Regions from separate parts of the Homo sapiens genome. Here region 2 is linked to region 1. Evidence: read pairs that join two places in POLR2A ChIA-PET (ENCODE). Cell type or tissue: Panc1. All regions are shown on one strand. Each heading gives the region's core, and the rest is flanking DNA. Links, peaks and the distances in the headings are about the cores only. Region 1 has its middle 110 kb from the start of LNC-LBCS. Region 2 overlaps ID4 (inhibitor of DNA binding 4).

Region 1 (16,716 bases), core at 6,589-9,088:
TGCTGATAAAACAGCATGCGGTAAAAGAAGCTACCAAATCCCACCAAAGTCAAGATGGCAAAGAAAGTGACCTCTGGTTGTCCTCACTGCTCATTATATGCTAATTATAATGCATTAGCATGCTAAAAGACACACCCAACAGCATCATGACAGTTTACAGATGCCATGGCAACATCAGGAAGCTACCCTATATGGTCTAAAAGGGGGAGGAAACCTCAGTTCCGGGAACTGTCCACCCCTTTCCCAGAAGACTCATGAAGAATACACCCCTTGTTTAACATATAACCAAGAAATAACTGTTAAGTATTATCCGTGGAGCAGCCCAAGCTGCTGCTCTGTCTGTGGAGTTGCCATTCTTTATTCCTTTGCTTTCTTAACAGATTTGCTTTCAATAAACTTGCTTTCTTAATAAACTTGCCTGGAATACTTTCTTGTGTGAGATCCAAGAGCCTTCTCTTGGGATCTGGATTGGGCCCCTTTCTGATAACAAGAATTCACTTTTCTGTGTATGACAGGTGAGAGGATGGCCCCCGGGAAGAAAGTTTGGAAAAAGTCTCCTGGACCGGAAGCGGAAGGGAGGGAGGGAGAGAGGGAAAGAGGAAGTGGGGAAAAAAGACCTGAGATGTAGATTCTTGACCACAGGCAAGTCCTTCATGGTCCTTTTCCTGGCAGATCTTAGACATCTCATGTGCTTTGCCCAGTTCTCACTGTTGATGCCTAGAAATTAATGGTTTCATAGTGGGATAATGCCATTCCTCTGAAGTCTAGGTCTGATACCCATCAGCAGTATTTAAAACCACACAACCCTTTTTGAAATACCAAAATAGCTAAGCCGAATAAAAAATATAAACTTTGACAGGCAAACTAAGATGCTTTCATGCATTTTATGCTAAAACCGTACCAACTCTCCGTAAAACTCTTTACCTGCGTTCGCCCCATCCCCTGGTTCGCATTGTTCTCAGTAATGAAGACCTCCTTGCCTATCACTAACACCAATTAGCTTACACCAAACTTCAGGACGCCAAGGAAAAGGAAAAATCACTCTTCCAGCAGCGGTCATTTAAGAAAAAAAAAAATTGATAATAATGTGGAACTCCCTCCAAAATTAGCCTACACCGTGATATAAATTGGTTTTCTTTGTGATCTAAAATTGACTCGCAGTTGACTAGTTAGAAAATAGTTGCTGAAAAGCCGGGGCCTTGGAGCTTTCGGATCCTGCCCGCCTTTCATCATGTAAACAAACGCATCAGATTTAAAGCTTTCCCATAATTGTTATGCTAACCTTGGAGCGCAACCTCTCCATTTGCATTTGAAGGAGCTAAATATTAGGCAGGAAAGAAAGTGCTCTTTTTGAAAGCCTGAGAAAATGTCCCCGCTCGGGGCTGCTCCGCCATCTGGGCCGCGGGCTGGGCGCGCGGCTCCCGCCCCCAGCTCCTTGGCAGAGGCGCCGGAGGAAGGGGCGCCGCGAAGGGCCGTCATCTTGTTGGAAAAGAATGCAGAAATGCCCCCCTAAGGCTGAATGAGCACCACTTCCACACTCAGGGCGGGGGAGGCCGGGGGACGTGGGAGCGGCGCGCCAGGAGCGAGGCGTCCCTGGTGACAGCGCGTCCCGAGGGCTCTCCCTTTTCCCAGAGCGCATACCAAAGGCAGACTCCTTTGCAGGCTCCACGAGCCCCATTCGCGGTGGAAAGGGGCGTTCCAGACTGCAGGGTGAGGGGCTCCGGTGTGTGTGTGGTGTGTGTGGTGTGTGTGTGTACGCGCGCGCACGCCCTTAAGGAAAAATCCATCTTTTATAAGTGCTGTGGCCCACTTTTAACTGGATCTCGTGGAGTACTCAGATACAGCCGGTATAGTGAAGGCTAATAGCATCAGCACACTTTCGCGCATTAATCTTGGAGTAATTAAAAATAAAAACAGTGAGCTATGGGGTTTTGTTAAACAAGGGAGAAAAAAGGTTCCAACCTCCCATCAGCCTATTCTGGGGGAATCCAGAGAGCCCATGCATCCCTCTACCTTTCCATGCAACCTGCACACAAAGCATGTCTATCGGGAGTCACGGGGAAAATCATTCCTGGGAGAATATCTAGGGCATCATAAACCAGAACAGAGCTGGAGGGGGATAAGATGCTGCTAGATTGAAAGAATGTAATTATTTTCTTTCACCACTTCTCATTTTAATCTCATTTCTAATATAACTCAAAGGTGCTTTGATTTTAAAATGATTTTTCTGCTGTCAGAATTAGCATTTTTCACTAGTCCTAGGAGACATTCCAGAGGAGAACGGCATTTTTATTTTCCTTTTCTCCCCCCATGATTTCACAAAGGCTTCTCATGCATCGCTGGACTGTATTACAAAGTTAGGGGATTTTTTTCCCTCTCCTCAAAGGAAGATCATTGAGGCTGCAAGTAACCCTGGTAGCTGCTAGGAGATGGAATTCTTCAGGCTAAAACTGCATGTTGCACAAATAACTGGCAAAAAGAGGAATGCAGGGCAGCACTTGAGTCCTCCACAGGAGCAGAAAAGATGCAGGAGTGACCCTGCAGAAAATATTGGGATAAAAAAAGGACAGTTTTTTGTTTTTCTTAGCCATAAACTAAATATCAGTGTTTGACAAGTCTCTAAAATGCACCAGTTGCTATTCATTCTATTTACTTCATAAGTATTTATTAAGGGCTACGTGTTTTGTTTGTTTGGTTCTTAGGAGTCAGAACTTGGCCTCAGGCAGACCTGGGTTCTCACACTTAATTACCTTAGAGGCCCCAAAACAGTTACTTAGCCTTGCTGAATCTCAGTGTTTTCATCTGTAAAATGGGTGTTTTGTGCCCATCTCAGGGGACTATTTTCAGGATTAAAAAGCTCAGTGCCTAGCACATAGTACAAGCACCCCATAAATCATCTTCATCATCATTGTGGTCACTGTCTTGTCTCTGAAGACTTTAAAAGGATCTTTTATAACTTAAATGAAGCAAATGAAGAAAGCATCCAAACATATTTATTTGCTGCCAAATTCTTTTCTAGCTGCTGGAGATAAACAGCTCCTTTGTAGAGGGTAGACAATGAAGGTGGAGGGGAGGATAGGATGAAAGGGGTCCTCAGCCCTGGTTGCACATTTGAATCACCTGGAAAGATTTTGCAAAACCAAGTCCCACCTGTTTGCATGGAATAGCACCTAGGCATTGTTTTTCGTGGTGTTGTTTTCAATTCCCAGGTGATTCTAATGTACAATCAGGGTTAAAAAACACTAACTTAGAAGCTGTCACCATTATCCAAGTGAGAGATGCTGGTAGCTTTTATCAGAGTGATAGAAGTGGAGATGCTCAGAGATGGTCATAGTCAGGACACGTATTAGAGGTAGAAGCAAATCAACCTGCTAATGGATTGAAAGTGATGAGGATGGGTGGGGAGACAAAGAGGAATCAGGAACCCCCTAGTTTGGGACGACAGTACAGATGATGATTCCATTTCCCAGGATGGAGAAAATGAAGGGAATACAGGCTGGGGAATGGAAACCATAGAGCTGAAGACTGGCACAAAAATACTGACCATGTTATGTATGAGATGCTTATTGGACATATATTAATATAACATTAACCTAATTTGTAAGTGGACGAATCCAGCAGGCAGTTGATTTGCAAAGAAGCCAGAACACTAAATGTCATGTGTCTGAGCACTGCCAAAAAAAACTTTCTGTGAAGATGAAAATACTCTAAATCTGCACTGTCCAATACAGCAGCCACCAGCCACGTGTGCGTATTGAGCATCTCAAATCAGGTTAGGCTGGTGTGGCTGAGGAACTGAATTTTAATTTTATTTTATTTTAATTGGCTTAAATTTAAATAGCCATATGTGGCAGGTGGCTATCCTATTTGACAAATTAGGTATGTATTGATGATTCCCATCTTTATGTATTTGGCCTGAACTACTTCTTTCAGAATCTGACTTCTCACCACTTGCCCTAGTAACAGGTCAAAGCCACTATCATCTGCAGTCTAGAGTATTGCAACAGCCTCCTACTGTTTACAATGTCCTCCGCCCACTCTTGTCACTTCTATTATATATTCTCAAAACAGCAGCCAAAATGATCTTCACAACCTGATGTTCATTTATCATGAAAATCATACCAGGTATTTCCTCTACTTAAAGCCATATAATGACTCCCCATCTTGACACAGTAAAACCCAAAGTCCTTCCAATAGTCCACAAAAAAGCCCCCTCTTTGTCTCTCTAACACTGCTTCACACTTTTCTGTTCCTACTGTAGCAGTTTTCACCATCTGTTGTACTGTATAATTAACTCAGTTATTTTATTTATTGTCCGTCTCCGTCTTAGTAGAAAGTAGTCTCCCTTAGGGTGGGGATTTATGACTATTTTGTTTACTATTTTATCCTCTGGTACCAAAAACACGGTACCCTGATACATATTAGGCACTCAGTACACACTTATTGAATGACTGAGGCAGCATATAGATAATAGATACTCAGCCAGGTTAACCAGAGAGAAAGGCTGTAGACAGAAAATAGGAGAGGCTCCAGGATTGAGCCCTGGGCCATCCAACATTCAGAACCTCACTGTCCAATATGGAAGCCCTGGGCCATCCAACATTCAGAACCTCACTGTCCAATATGGCAGCCATATGTGGCTATTTTAGAACTTTTGAAATATGCTCATCCCAACTGAGATGTACGGTTAAGTCACAGGATTTTGAAAACTTAAGTATTTATTTTTAAAAGAAGAATGCAAAGTATCTCAATTATATCGATTACTTATTGAAATTACAGTATTTGTATATATTGAATTACATATAATATTAAAATCAATTTTATTGATTTTTTACATTTTTAACATGTAAATTAAATACTAGGATACTGAATATCACATATGTGGCTCGTGTCATATTTCTATTGGACACACTGGTTTAGAGAATGGGAAGAATAGCCAGCAGGGGATTCTGTCCAGTGAGATAGGAGAAAACAGGAGGCAAGCGTGGTGCATAAAAGATTACAGAAATAATTGTTTCATATAGGAGAGAACAGCTAAACAGATTGAATGAATGAGATACAGATGGAGAACTGACCAAGGGATTTGCCAAAATGAAGATTATTCTTAGTCTTGACAAGAGTGGTTTCAGTGAAGTTGTGTGGATGGGAGCCCTACTGGAGAGGGTTTGAAGTCAGTATGAAAAGTGAAGACGTAGAGACAACCAACATAGACAACCCAATCAAAAATGTTTTGCTCTGAGAAGTTGTGGTTGCTGGAGGTAAACAGAGGAAAAAAAATTTAATGGGAGATATTTTTTAAGAATATTTGACAACTGAAGGAAATGATCCAGGAGAGAGAAACCTGAATTGGAAAATCTTGGCTAACTACATATAATATAGAAACACGGCACTTTAAAACTGAACAGGCCCTTGAAGATCATCTTCGACAAACATTTTGCATTACGGCTAAGAATTCTGAGGTTCATACAGGTGAATGATCAATGTCATACATCACAGCTGAAACCAGAATCAGAAATAACATCTACAAATGAACACTTGCTTGAATTGAGTTCATTTCTGCAGAGACAAACATTTTCAAATTCTAATATATTTGACCCACTTTTTGCCTTATAAAGCACGATATTTCCATAATTTCTAGTGGTTCATTAAGAGCTAACATTAAGTGCAGTGGTGCAATCTCGGCTCACTGCAACCTCTGCCTCCTGGGTTGAAGTGATTCTCCTGCCTCAGCCTCCCAAGTAGCTGGGATTACAGGCACACGTCCCTATGCTCAGCTAATTTTTGTATTTTTAGTAGAGACAGGGTTTCACTATGTTGGCCAGGCTGGTCTCAAACTCCTGGCCTCAAGCAATCCACCCGCCTTGGCCTCCCAAAGTGCTGGGATTACAGGCATGAGTCACTGGCCTTATGTGTCAATTATTTTTAATTGATACATAATAATTGCACACATTTATGGGATACAGAGTGTTATTTCAATATAAGTATACAATGAGTAATAATAAAATCAGAGTAATTAGCATATACATCATTTCAAACATTTATCATTTCTTTGTGTTGAAAACATTCAAAATCTGCTCTTCTAGCTATTTGAAAATATACAATAAATTGTTAATTACTGTCACCCTATAGTACTATAGAACACTAGAACCTATTCCTTTTATCTAGCTGTGATTTTGTATTTATCAACCAACTTTTGGCTATCCCTCACTTCCCAGCCTCTAGTAAGCACTGTTCTACTCTCTACTTCTATAAAATAAACTTTTTTTAGCTTCTGTATAAGATTAAGAATATGCAATATTTGTTGTTCTGTGCCTGGCTTATTTCACTTAATGTAATGTCCTCCAAGCTCGTCCATGTTGCATTGAATGACAGGATTTTGTTCTTATTTATGACTGAATAGTATTCCATTGTGTACATTTACATACCACATTTTCTTTATCCATTCATCCATTCATGCACACAGGTTGATTTCATGTCTTGGCTATTGTGAGTAGTGCTACAATAAACATGGAAGTGTATATATCTCTTTGATATATTGATTTCCTTTACTTTGGATATATACCCAGTAGTTGGATTGCTGGATCATGTGATAGTTCTATCTGAAGTTTTTGAGGAAACTTCATACTGTTTTCCATAATAATTGTATTAATTCACATCCCCACCAACAGTGTATGACAGTTTTCCCTTCTCTGCATTCTTGGTTAATTTTTTTCTTTTTGGTAATAGCCATTCTAAGTAGGATGAGATGATATTTCATTGTAGTTCTGATTTGCATTTTCCTGATGATTAGCAATGTCAAGGACTTTTTCATATACCTGTTGGCCATTTGGTTTTTTTTTTGTTTGTTTCTTTGTTTTTTGTTTTTTTGAGGCAGAGTCTCCCTCTGTCACCCAGGCTGGAGTATAGTGGCACAATCTTGGCTCACTGCAACCTCCACCTCCCGAGTTCAAGCAGTTCAGCCTCCTGAGTAGCTCGGACTACAGGCACATGCCACCACACCCAGCTAATTTTTGTATTTTTTGTAGAGACAGGGTGTCACCATATTAGTCAGGCTGGTCTCGAACTCCTGACCTCAGGTGATCCACCTGCCTTGGCCTCCCAAAGTGCTGGGATTACAGGCAAGAGCCACCGTGCCCGGCCCTTTTGGCCATTTGTATATCTTCTTTTGAGAAATGTCTCCTCATTTGCCCATTTTCTTATAGTCTGGATAATTCCCATGTTAGATGCAGTAAATTTGGTTTTCTGCTTATCCTGAGGTCAAAAAAACATGTTTATCCAAACCCTATTGAAAATCTTTAAATGTCTTGTTTTCCTTTCCTTACCATGTAGGAAATTGAACATAATTTGATATTTTTAATGAGTCAATATTTTTCAGTGCCTCAGAGCATCACGTTCAATAAAATTTCACTATATATCTAGCACTTCAGGTGTAGATATATAGTGAATATAGGGAGGGATATTTTACATTGTTTATTTCTATAAACTTCATAGTATAATACCATACTTATTTTATTTGATTTTTTTTCTCAAAAAGGTGAGGTAGAATACAGTGTCAGGTAAGGAGGTTACCTGTTAATTCAAGTCTTACCACCTTTTTTCTATCTCTTGAACACTAAAATGATACAATACTGCTAACTCATCAAAATACAACATCTGTTAAGGGGTTTGGGTTTGCGGTTTTGTTTTTGTTGTTGTTACATTGCTGATGTGTTTGTGGTGATTTTTCCACATCCCTCACTTAGAAATTGTTATGAACAGTAATACATCTTCACAAGATGACTACGCTGAGTTGAGTCATTCTGTGGCCACAAAGAGGCATGCTTTCACATACAAGTGGACTCAGATGAATTACTTGGTATCACAGAAGAAAGATATATGTGAACTTGACCACATACCTTTTTTCCACTCTAGTTCCACATCAGTACCGATCCTTCCCCAGTCCAAGGCTGATCCTTATATCACACCTTATTTGTTTTCTCACAGTACACACTAGCTCAGGTCTCACCAGCTATAAACTTTCCTTACCCCTTCCTTACTGCATATCTTCCTTTTGCTACCACACCTCTGGAAAAAAGTACTTTGCATCCACTGTCTCTGATTCCTCCTAATTTTCCATGTAGAGACCCTTCTCAGTCTTTATTTTTCTTAATTTCCCAGGGGTCTCTGACATAGTTGAATCTTTCATCTGGAAACTAACTCTCTAACTCTCTTCTCTAAACTACCATTTTACCTTTTCCTTTTTCCCTCTTTTTTTTTTTTTTTTTTTTTTTTTTTTGGAGACAGAGTCTTGCTCTGTCACCAGGCTGGAGTGCAGTGGCGCGATCTCAGCTCATTGCAAACTCCACCTACTGGGTTCAAGCGATTCTCTTGCCTCAGCCTCCCTAGTAGCTGGGATTACAGGCATGTGCCACCACGCCTGGCTAATTTTGTATTTTTAGTAGAGACGGGGTTTCTCCATGTTGGTCAGGCTAGTCTCAAACTCCCGACCTCAGGTGATCCGCCCTCCTTGGCCTCCCAAAGTGCTGGGATTACAGGCATGAGCCACTGCGCCTGGCCAATTTTTTGTATTTTTAGTAGAGACGGGGTTTCGCCATGTTGGCTAAGATGGGTTTCGACCTCTTGACCTTGTGATCTGCCCGCCTCGGCCTCCCAAAGTGCTGGGATTACAGGCATGAGCCACCGTGCGTGGCCAACCTTTTCCTCTCTTTTCTCCTCCTTCCCCTCTGCCCACTTCTTGGTCTCCCTCACTAGTTCTTCCCTGTGTGCTGCCTGAAGATCTGTCTTCCCAGAGTTTCAACCTCAGGCCTCTCCTCCCCTTCTTCTACTCTCTGTGAGTTATTTCATCCACTTCCCAAGCCCTAATTACCACCAATACCCTGAACTCAGAAGTTTCTTGAGCTCCAAGTGCATATATTTAGTAATCTCTGGGCATCTCTACCTGGATGTCCTGGGAGTTACCTCAAAATTACTACATCTCAAATCAAACCCATTGGCCAAGCTGTTTCCTCATGAATTACTGGAACCAACCAGTTACCTAGTCACCCAAGCCAGAAATCTCATAGTTCCTTTCAATCCTGCTTTCCCTTCAACTCCTGCAGTCAACTGATTTTACCTTAAGAACTGATAACAATCTGCAGATTTATATTTATGTTTTTATACATTTATATATTTGTAAAAATACACTTTTCCTCAAATCTGGTATGTGGCGTTCGTTTAGATGGTCACCCTTTTCTTCTGGTTTTCCTCTTTCCAGTTGTTCAATAGGGAGTTGCTCCTCCTTTCCCATCCTGCACATTGTTTCCAGGCTCATCTTTCCAAAACTCCAGAACACAAATTTGAACTATTATTGCTCTTCCTGAAAACTTTTGTGGGCCACCTTCCCCACCCCCACCATGGAATAACGTTCAGAATATTTGTCAGAGCACGTCATGTCCTCACATCTCGCTTTAGCCTGCCAACCCCAATGCCTCTGCACATGCTCCTACCACAATGCTCACTCTCCCTGCCCGACACACCCCTGGCTACCTCCCCACCTGGAGCTCCTACTCCACCTTCCAGACATCTGGTCAAAACCTCTTTTATAGCATTCATTACAATGCATTATAATTATTAGTTTGCACGTCTCCCATGACATTGTCTTGTCATTATTAAATGACATAAGCTGCTTAAAAAACAGGGAGCCTGTTTTTCTCACTGTTGTATTTACACCGTATAGCATCATACTTGGTTGGTGTAAGATGTGTTGGACTTGAATGACTTAGTGGTGTACTCTGTCTCAGTGAGAGAACCGATCTGGTCTAATGAGCTAATCTTCATTGCCTACCCTGTTGACAGGTTTCCTCCCAGACACAAGAGACAGGTGATTTCTGCCTTCAGACACAGTGTGTCTTCCTGATTTGTGACAAGAGGAACAGCCCCCCGTTTTCTTCATTCTTCCCAGGAGAATAAATTGCATTACACAACTGTGGGGTCGACATGCTTTATCAAGGGCATACTTTGTTGATCTGTTCCAATCTTCCTTGTCTCTCCTGTTCGTTCTCTGAGCCTGTCAGCCCTTTTTCAAAAGTGAAAACACCACAAAACATTTCTGTAATAACATGGTGTATATTATCACATTAGCTACAGTTATAATAAAAGTGGCTACATAATCAGATTATACTTTCCTCATAGCCATAGGAATAATGGTGCTTTATCAGGAAATGTGTATAACCAAATGGAAACTCACTAATGCAACAGGAAATTATCAAACATAATATAATTCAGGAGTCTCAAACTGCTAGTGTCTCAGTAGGTATAGGGGAAAAAAAATCTATTTTACTGTAATGAAACTCTTAAAAGAGACCTGCTTATTACTTTTGTAAAAAGTGCTCAGCATATGTTTTCTCCTTATGCAATGATTTCTTGTTTTGTTTTGTTTTTACTTGAATGCTATTTGTGAATTTTTGTTGAATATCGGAAGAATACAAAAATTATCAGTGGTTAAGGTAAAAAGTCATTCAATTTTTAAAAATATGGACTCATACTTTCAAACTGCTAAGAAGGTTTCCAAACAGCTTCTGTAAGTATAATCCACATAACAAAATATCAGTACCCTATGTATTGTGAAAAGTGACAAGCTTTCTACTTGTGTGCACAAACAGATAAGCAAGACGATACATAGCACGTCATTTAGCCAGTGCTCAAATTCTACCCAAAAATTAACTTTGATTTACATCCAAAACCATAAACAAATATACAAAATCTATGTAGTTGCGATTTTTGCCTTTGCTAAACACTTGTTTCATGATAGCCATAGTATCAAATTCAAATAAAAAATTAAATGACTTTTCTGCTTCATAATAAATCAAACTCTTGCTGGAATTTAAAGGAAGTACAAAGAGTTTATTTTACATTCTCGAAAAAATTCTCCACTAGTCCAGGATTAGGGAAAGAGAGACTAAATCAAGGGACAAGGCAGAAATTCAGTCCAAAGACATATTTCCTATGCCATCTCTATGTATGTGCATATGTATATACATGTTGATAGATGGTATATATATGTAATAGCTGTATAGATGGATACCTATTAATACAATATATACATAAATATGTCTATATTAATATCACATATAAATATTTATACATAAATAGAATATATTTTATATACTAGTAATATGTGTTAATTATTTTATATTAATAATTATAATTATTGATTATAAATGTGTTATTATAGTTGATAAAGGTGATATATTAGTGTATATTATAAATGTGGTATATATACTACGTAATATACAATATGTATATATTGGATAATATTATGTGCATAATGAGTAAGTGGCGATCTCCCACACTGGGAACTCTGAAGGAGAGAAGTTTGTTTAAATGAGCTCTTCAGTGGCCTACTCTACTGAGGTGCAGACCTCTTCTGACCTGAATTTCCAACCTATGAGAACATAGGTTTCAACAACTGAAGCCATGTGAAGGCACTTAGGATAGACTGGAAATACTCATTTCCACCACTTGGGCCTTTTGGCTATTTTGTTTCCTATCCTGTCTTGTTTCCTACCAGAACATCTCTGCTTTTCAGTCTCAGTATCTGATTTGACCTTGGGGGGCTGCAGCCATGTGAACCAGCCCAGCAGCCACCCTTCCACTGATGGCACAGCTGTTCTCCCCTCCAACATCTAAATGTAGCACAAAAGGAGAATGAGATTTGGTAACAATAAAACCAGATACATTGGTTTATAGTTTTAAAAATCATGCTATTCCATGGCAATCATTAAAAAGTCAGGAAACAACAGGTGCTGGAGAGGATGTGGAGAAATAGGAACACTTTTACACTGTTGGTGGGACTGTAAACTAGTTCACCCATTGTGGAAGTCAGTGTGGCGATTCCTCAGGGATCTAGAACTAGAAATACCATTTGACCCAGCCATCCCATTACTGGGTATATACCCAAAGGACTATAGATCATGCTGTTGTGAAGACACATGCACACATATGTTTATTGAGGCATTATTCACAATAGCAAAGACTTGGAACCAACCCAAATGTCCAACAATGATAGACTGGATTAAGAAAATGTGGCACATATACACCATGGAATACTATGCAGCCATGAAAAATGATGAGTTCATGTCCTTTGTAGGGACATGGATGAAATTGGAAATCATCATTCTCAGTAAACTATCGCAAGAACAAAAAACCAAACACCGCATATTCTCACTCATAGGTGGGAATTGAACAATATCACATGGACACAGGAAGGGGAATATCACACTCTGGGGACTGTTGTGGGGTGGGGGGAGGGGGGAGGGATAGCATCGGGAGATATACCTAATGCTAGATGACGAGTTAGTGGGTGCAGTGCACCAGCATGGCACATGTATACATATGTAACTAACCTGCACAATGTGCACATGCACCCTAAAACTTAAAGTTAATTAAAAAAAAAATCATGCTATTCCAAACAACTTTACTGTGTCATTCCACATGGCAACTTGGAGATTGGTGGGGGTGTCTGGAGACTATAGGGAGAAATAAGAGCCAATGTAGGATGGGGACAGGTGGTGTTATAGGATGGCGACAGGTGGTATTAATTGAAAATTATATATCAAGGAAAAAATCATCTTGGTCTGTAGTTTGAGAACAAAGCCAAAGGAATAAACAAACACCGCAGGAAGTGTCTTTGTATATGCAGAATCAAGATAGAAAACCAGTTTTCTATCCTTCAGAACAAACCCTTTATCCTCGTAGACGGGAAGTAATCAAGATTCCGTAAACATCTCCAACGTCTCCAACAGTTCCTGACTACCCAGCTTCTTCTCTTTTGTCACTAGTTACCATTGCCTTGGTCATTTCAATGCATTTCTGTCCAGATTTGGACTCCCTGCCTTCCTTTACGCAATTGATGATACTGTTTCTCAGAGCACTGTAGCCCCTACAAGCCAGATCTTGGTAGAGGACCCCCATGTCGGGGAGGCCACACAATAAATGTGGAGCAGAGAAGTCACACGGAAACTCACGCAAGTTACATTACGCTTAAATATCCTGATTTGATGAGGTACAGATTTGTAATGAATCGTCACCCCCTTAATAATATTGGCTTTGGCCGGGCGCAGTGGCTCACGCCTGTAATCCCTGCACTTTGGGAGGCCGAGGTGGGTGGATCATGAGGTCAGGAGATCAAGACAACCCTGGCTAACACAGTGAAACCCCGTCTCCACTAAAAATACAAAAAATTAGCTGGGTGTGGTGGCGGGCGCCTGTAGTCCCAGCTACTCGGGAGGCTGAGGCAGGAGAATGGCGTGAACCCAGGAGGCAGAGCTTGCAGTGAGCCGAGATCGCACCACTGCACTCCAGCCTGGATGACAGAGAGAGACTCTGTCTCAAAGAAAAATAAATAAATAAATAATGATAATAATAATACTGGCTTTTTATATCTCAAGCCCAGAATTTAAAAAGTCTTGTATTAGAACCATTCAGTTAAGGTTACAGGAGGACAAGTCACAAAGACACAGACTTCATTTGTCCTGTCTTTTTGTATTTTGTGCATCAAAAAATCCTTAAGCACAGAAATCACTCTGAAAATGCTCTGCCTGGCTATCAATGGCCCAGAGATTCAGAGTAAAGGCTCTGCTACCATAATGCTTCTGTCTGATCCCTGGCTCATGCATTTTAAAGGGGCCGGACCTTGGCATTTAATTTAAACTCTGTATACTTTAACCTCCTCATCTGGAAATGAGGGGTAGTAGTCATAATAATAATAGCCATATGGACTTATTATGAATATTAAATAAGACAATATGTGTGATGCGCTTGGTACAGTGCAGGGCATGAAGTAGTAAATGTTGGTTTTTATGACTTAAATAATGTATTGCTGGTAATAATGATCACTATTGTTCATTCACAATTAATATTAAGAATAAATATGTTATTTATTCTTTATATTGTCAAATATGTTTTGCTTAAAGTTTAGTATTATTGCTAAAATATGTAGCAGTCTTTGTGTTATTTCAGCTATCACAAAGAATATATTTTGTATAATCATTCTAAGGAAACAATGGGCCGGGCGCGGTGGCTCAGGCCTGTAATCCTAGCACTTTGGGAGGCCGAGGCGGGTGGATTACCTGAGGTCAGGAGTTCGAGACCAGCCTGGCCAACATGGTGAAACCCAATCTCTACTAAAAAGACAACAAATTAGCCAGGCGTGGTGGCGGACACCTGTAATCCCAGTTACTTGAGAGCCTGAGGCAGGAGAATCACTTGAACCCGGGAGGCGGAGGTTGCAGTGAGCCGAGATCGCGCAACTACATTCCAGCCTGGGCAACAAGAGCGAAACTCCATCTCAGAAAAAAAAGGAAACAAAAACATGAATAACTTCCAGACATAAGCCTATGGATGCCAAACAGCTTCATAGAGTCACATATGGCTGCAATGATTTCCCATCGTTTCTCCTGTCTCTGCTCCACTATGAAAATCTTGTCAATTAACCTATATCATGTCTAAACCCAAGGTATCCCTGGTCACCTAGGATCTTTAATCACTGTGGTTCAAAGTAAGCACAGGCTTCTGAGACAGAAGAAATACTAGCTTTTGCTTTTTGAAACCCAGAAGTGCATTTCTCTACTTCCACAGAGAAATGGTCCCAAATGTAGCAGGAAGAACACGGACTGCACCAGGACTGTGGATGGACCTGGAGGGGACAAGCTGGTGGTAGAGTGAGGATGCTGAACATATGGGAAAGTGCCCTAGAGTCCGAGGCTTTCAGCAGGTCTCTCCTTGAGAGATGGGGCCATAGTTGGGGAGAGAAACTGGAGGAAATTTTATATAGAACTTAGAGTAGGCAAAAAAGCATGATGTTATTAGAGGTTAGACCCTTCAGTTGAATAGATTCTACAGTAGACACAGGCTCTGATTTAAAAAAAAAATGGACATATAGGAGTATTCATTGCACGCTAAGTTAGTTTTAAAATGTGACTGAGGCCAGGTGCGGTGGCTCATGCCTGTAATCCTAGCACTTTGGGGAGGCCAAGGTGGGTGGATCACCTGAGGCCAGGAGTTCAAGACCAGCCTGGCCAACATGCCGAAACATGTCTTTACTAAAAATACAAAACATTAGGCTGGGCTTGGTGGTGGGCGCCTATAATCCCAGCTATTCGGCTGAGGCAGGAGAATAGCTGCAACCTGGGAGGCAGAGGCAGCAGTGAGCTGAGATCGGCCCATGGCCCTCCAGCCTGGGCAACAGAGCGAGACTCTATCTCAAAAAAAATAAAATAAAATAAAATAAAATAAAATAAAATAAAATAAAAAGTGACTAAGTAGAAACAGTTAGGTCTTGGCCCCAAATTTGGGGCACCTTGTCACGCAGATTCTCTGACCTGAATATTAGATGCTCTGTTCTTTCCTAGATGAGTCTGGAAGCAATTGCATAGACAACCATTTTAGTCATATAACTTCATTCTTAGAAGATTCTTAACCAGTAACTGAGAATAAGTTTTGTTTCTATTTAAAGATGGTGAGAGTAATTACTGAATCATAATGCTGAGACATCCTGTTTGGCATCAAACGCTCTACCGATGCCAAACAGACTTTTCTTTCCTTACTTGAAGGAGAATGCCAGTAGGCCTTTGTGTCACCTATCGGGAGTTCTCCTGTTCGTCATCATTCTGAATTACCTTAATTACACATTTAAAAATCAAACTCATGTCCACAGTATGAGTATCGGCAGACTCTATACATTGCCATGATCCTTCTACTGTAATTTTTATTAAGAACAACTGTGGCTCTCTATTCAAGGGATTCCCAAGATTTTACGGTTCTTTTGTTTGGAGAGAGAAAAACAGAAGTCAAAGATCAGAGAAGCCTTCATGAAATTGATGGACTAATAACGGACAGCTTAGCATGCATGCTAGCATGTAACTTTCACCACCTCATTCCCTATCCCACACTTTTCAATCACAAAGTAAGTTCTAGTGTTGTGACTCCATTCTTGTCTCTTTGTGCTACATGTGAAAATTTGGGGAAACATGTTGGTTACTCTGTAAAAGCCTTTAGCCGATTTACTTCCATTTGATCCCATGAGTTTGGAGAGTGAACCTCACTAAACCCTAAAGGGGGCTTTCCTGTTTCATGACACCAGCCGTGAGACTATCTCAGTCTTAGCAAATGTACGAAGTCTCCAAATGCTCATCAACTTCCTTAAATGCTGTTAAAGAACTGTCCCTCCAGAAAGGGTTTGGAGTATATTGGTTGGTGAATTATGAGTCCAGAGGTAGACCCATGTAAATAAATTTGATCCTAGCACATCTCACGTCTTTCTTTTTTAGACAATGCTGTACCTAGTGCCATTGAGTGAGTGTGTTAGGTTTTCCTCATTACCAACATTTACTTGGCATTTTCAGAAATTTCTGATGGCTGTGGCTGAGTTTTCCAGTCCCAAGGGACACAGCATTTTTCTTCCATATCTTACTTCACTGGCCCCAGGTGTGTCAAAGTCGTAAGTAAAAACTAGGGCACAATATTTTGATGTCCATGGAATCTGAAAGGGTGGAAGCCATGGTACAGTCAAACAGATCCCCATAGAAATGATCTATTCATAACTAAGAAAGGAAGACTATCACTGCATAGACGGGGGTTACCAGAAGTCATCATCATTCTTTCATTCAACAGACATTTATTTATTTGTTTGTTTGAGACAGAGTCTCACTTTGTCACCCAGGCTGTGTACAGTGGCGT
Region 2 (4,179 bases), core at 106-2,605, 140 kb after region 1:
GAGTGACATTTCATACCATGTATATATAGAGATGTTCTATAAGTGTGAGAAAGTATATGCTTTAATAGATACTGTAATTATAAGATATTTTTAATTAAATATTTTTTTGTAAATATTATGTGTGTGTTTTTTTTTAATCTATGGGAATATTTCTTTTGGAAAATCATTTTTCAGCTCAATTACAGAGCTCTTGATATCTTGAATGTCTTTTCTGTTTGGCCTGGCTCTTAATTTGCTTTTGTTTTGCCCAGTATAGACTCGGAAGTAACAGTTATAGCTAGTGGTCTTGCATGATTGCATGAGATGTTTAATCACAAATTAAACTTGTTCTGAGTCCATTCAAATGTGTTTTTTTAAATGTAGATTGAAATCTTTGTATTTGAAGCATACATGTTGAAAATACACCTTATCAGTTTTTAAGTACAGGGTTTTATAGTGTAATATATACAGAGTAAGTGTTTGTTTTTGTTTTTCAACTGAGGTCAAAATGGATTCTGAATGATTTTGCATATGGGATGAGGAAATGCTTGGATCCTTAAGGAGTTTACGAAATCTGCTGTTTTATCAAAGTGAAAAAAAATTGCTTATTACTCTTCATTTTACACTAAAGCTTAATGTCACTAAGTTTCATGTCTGTACAGATTATTTAAATCATGGAAATGAAAAAAATGTTCTCTGCTTGCTACCAAAGGACAAACTCTTGGAAATGAACACTTTCTGCTTTCCTTCCTCCAAAGAATTAATAGGCAACAGTGGGAGAAAAAAAAGGCATAATGGCAAATCCTTCAAGCAGGGATAAAAGTCGATCTTCAAACATTAACTTAAGCAGACCAAAAATTCTGATGACCGCATCTAGATTATTTTTTTATAAAAATGATTTTCACTATAGCTATGTTACGCTAAGCTACTGTCCAATCTCTTGTGATGTGTAACTTTTACATGTGAATATTAAAGTAGATTTCTCTGTCTTGTACTGTGATTTCTGGTCTCATTTCTTTAAAACCTTACTCTTATTTTTCTTTTAAGGCTCTTTTTTCTCCTTAAGGAAGGTAATATTTTCTAGGTTAGATAGGACTATCAGGGTTTGTGAACATTATGCATTTAATGTTATGGGTACTTTACACACAAGTTAGATGGAATTTTTAGAGTGAAAGAATTAAGTAGGATTTAATTGGGTGCTTTGTAAATAGTCAACTGTGTGTATAACGTGGTCTGTTTGATTTTTAAAAGGAAAGGATTTGTTTCAGATTATACAAGAATAAAAGTATTATAGACCCAAGGGACTTCTTATGAGGTCAAATTCAGATATTTATATGAATATGAAATACCATGGTCCCTAGTAGTCAGTTGAAGTGGCAATGTCTAAACAGAAATGAACAAAACTAATGCTAGCAGGTTAAAATCAATCAAAATGTTTAAAAATTGATTCTGTCCTCAGCATGTTATTTCCTCAGCTCTGATAATTTACTGGTCTTGAGTATTTTGAGAATTTGATGTTGAACGTTATAAAGTCAAAGAACTGCTTGTTTAGATGAGGTTTATTTTTATTTTTGATATTATTCATTCTTGTCACACATCAAGAAGAAAACACTAGAGTGCTGCTGGAATTCCAAATCTGAAGAATTCTAACGACTGCATTCTTTGTTATTAAAAAGGGCACAATCCTTCCTTTTTATTTGGCAGTTTAATTTCAGTAGGAAGCATGTCACATGTGCACTGTTGGTTAGAATTATGCATCTGTCATGCCTGACTGCTGAACCCTACCTAAGCCTTTTGGCGCAGTTTAAAACTTATACTGGTGGACTGTGAACCTCAAAACAAATGGGTATTTTTGGGTTTTGAGGATAGATGTTACTCCTTAAAGTTTGTATTTGGGGCATGAAAAACTACTGAAAGAAGAAAAGTGCTACAGATACTACATTTCAAAGAGTTGGCATTTTCCCTTTGGCCACTCAAGCAGCATTTGATGTATCTAAAGAAACAAAGTCATTGTTTATTTTTTAAAAAATTATATGCAGTTGTACAAGATACTACATTCCATTGAAATGTTGGCTATGTCCTAACCAGGCAACCAGATAACAAAAACATTTTGAGTCTTTTATCTAGGTAGTTCTAATTATTCAGCTACTTAGTTTAACAAAGGAAAATATCCTGACTTCTCTCATTTCATTTGTAGACTTTTCATTGTATAGGCACAACCAAAGAGTCAGACTGGTTTAAAACTCCAGAAGGAAAAAAAGTATCCCACACAGTGGATGTTGTTTCTAAGAATGCTACAAAATCCTGACATCTCAGACATCTCAATGTTAAAGGAAGAAAAAAAATACCTTTTCATTTCAAAGAACTAATATACTTTGATATTGTGTAAACCTTACTCAAGTTTATTGTCAAGCTTTAACTGCCTTTTTAGAACTTTTTAAAATTTCGAGCCCACAAATCTATTGTATTAGTTGCCTTCTATAACAATAAATCTTCACTGAGCAAAAGGCTCTGGAGTTTGTGGTTTTTAATTGACTTTTACTGAGTTATGCAATTTTTCATTATCCAGAATGGGTCTCTTGATGGATCACCTCAATTATTTACAGTGTTTCTTACCATGTTATGAAAAGTGGCGATATGAATGGAAAGAAAATCTAGTTTGAATGCTGGAGAAAGCTTCTCTACTCTAGTCCCTGCTTAGGATAGGAAGCAATATTCCTAAAGAAGGCAGCAGGATGACGTCCAGGGAAAACTAATTAAAAAAAAAAAGTTAAACAATGCAGACAATTTATTTCACAGTAGTACAGAGCCAAATGAAACTGGCTCTGCCTTTCTAGCTGGTGCACTTTAATTATATATATGTTAATCAGCCTAGATAGCCTTTGGGTCTCGACAGGGCCAAACACCAAACCCTGCAGGCTTATGAGGAAGGAAAACCTTCCCGTTTCTGCTTTGCAAGTCCAGGAAATTAATTTAACCCGTCTCAGAATGAATCTTAATAGGGCTGCCCTCAGTAGGTATTCTTCAGACCCAGATGATTTCTTTCAATTACAACCCAGGATATTTTGCTAAAATATTAGTTATATTAATTAGAACCATTGCCCAAAAGGTTTTAGGATTGTAACTTTACTTACAGTTCTACCTTGAGCACTGATTTGATCGATACTTTAAAAGATATAACCCTTACAAACGAGAACTAATTTGTTCAAGGGAGACAACCCGCAGTCATATATACTTAATTGAAAATGCTCTCAAATTTGCTATGAATTTGTAAAGTGTGTTTTGCATTCAAGTGCCTCCTTCATATTTATTCATATTCTGGCTCCTGCTAAAAAGTTTTGCCTAAGTGTTAAAACTTAGGTCTCAACCACATTGCCAAAGGTTTTCTATACTTACCAAAGCCAAAGTAAGGCCATGGTGAGGCTGCTGGAGTTCCATCATTCATAAGTCTTCACAGTAAATCCACACATGGGATATGAAAAGAGCTGTAAAAATTGAAGTAACTTGAAAAGCCCCTCTGAGTCCATAAGAGTAAACACTTCAGTTTCTGGGGAAAGAAGAACAAAATGCATTATCTGTATTCCACTGGCTAAGATATAACTGAAGAGGAATTGAACTTAAAATGTTTAAATAAAGAGACCCATGAAAAATTTTCTACATGAACCCATGAAATTTTTTTTAATAAGAAACCTCACACTTTAGATGAGAATTTTCTAAGAGATTACATTAATATTAGCACAATATGCAAATTCCTGGTGAAACAAGGCACTATTATTTGCCTTTAGTTACTGTTTCCCAATTCTTTATGATATAAAATACCTATCAGGACTTTGGGCAGGCATATACAAGTCACATTTTAAAATGCTATCTTTTATTTCAAAGTTTAATTTCCGAAGGAAAGTATTGTACTTGTAGAGTTCTTCATGCAAGTTCATAGACTGTTTCTTAAGTATTTATTTAAATATCCTCTTAAATATTTTAAATGTTTTTCAAATACTACTTCCTTCATAAGGTTTAGCAGTTAATTGAGTGATTGTAGTTAAGTATGAGTGTGTATGTCTAAAAATAGTTCACCGACATACAGAAAAATATCTTTCAAAAGGGATTTTTACTCTAAAAAGTAAGTAAACTTTTCTCTATTTTCTCTCCTTTTTTAGTTCCTAAGATTGGGAATTTCCATAAAGGTGTACCTTCCATTTT

What was found. Peaks named below come from ENCODE experiments on the same cell type or tissue, not always from the same donor. Only the 100,000 strongest peaks of a DNase experiment are listed, where the experiment ranks them.
Region 2: POLR2A ChIA-PET joins it to region 1 with 23 read pairs; 6 of 35 experiments call an interaction of 5 or more read pairs at or near these places.

Annotation. Positions count from the first base shown.
Region 1 is chr6:19,690,307-19,707,022 of GRCh38, forward strand. No RefSeq gene overlaps it. Among named protein-coding and RNA genes, the nearest start is that of LNC-LBCS, 110 kb to the right of the region's middle. RefSeq lists an enhancer at 1,122-1,625. In Panc1, for the core only: no CTCF peak of the experiment used is centred there; a DNase peak (open chromatin) is centred at 7,787.
Region 2 is chr6:19,839,712-19,843,890 of GRCh38, forward strand. It overlaps ID4 (inhibitor of DNA binding 4), which reads left to right. Exons shown (of 3, transcript NM_001546.4): 3 at 1-2,486. Among named protein-coding and RNA genes, the nearest start is that of ID4, 4.4 kb to the left of the region's middle. In Panc1, for the core only: no CTCF peak of the experiment used is centred there; no DNase peak of the experiment used is centred there; H3K27ac peaks cover 1,740 bases.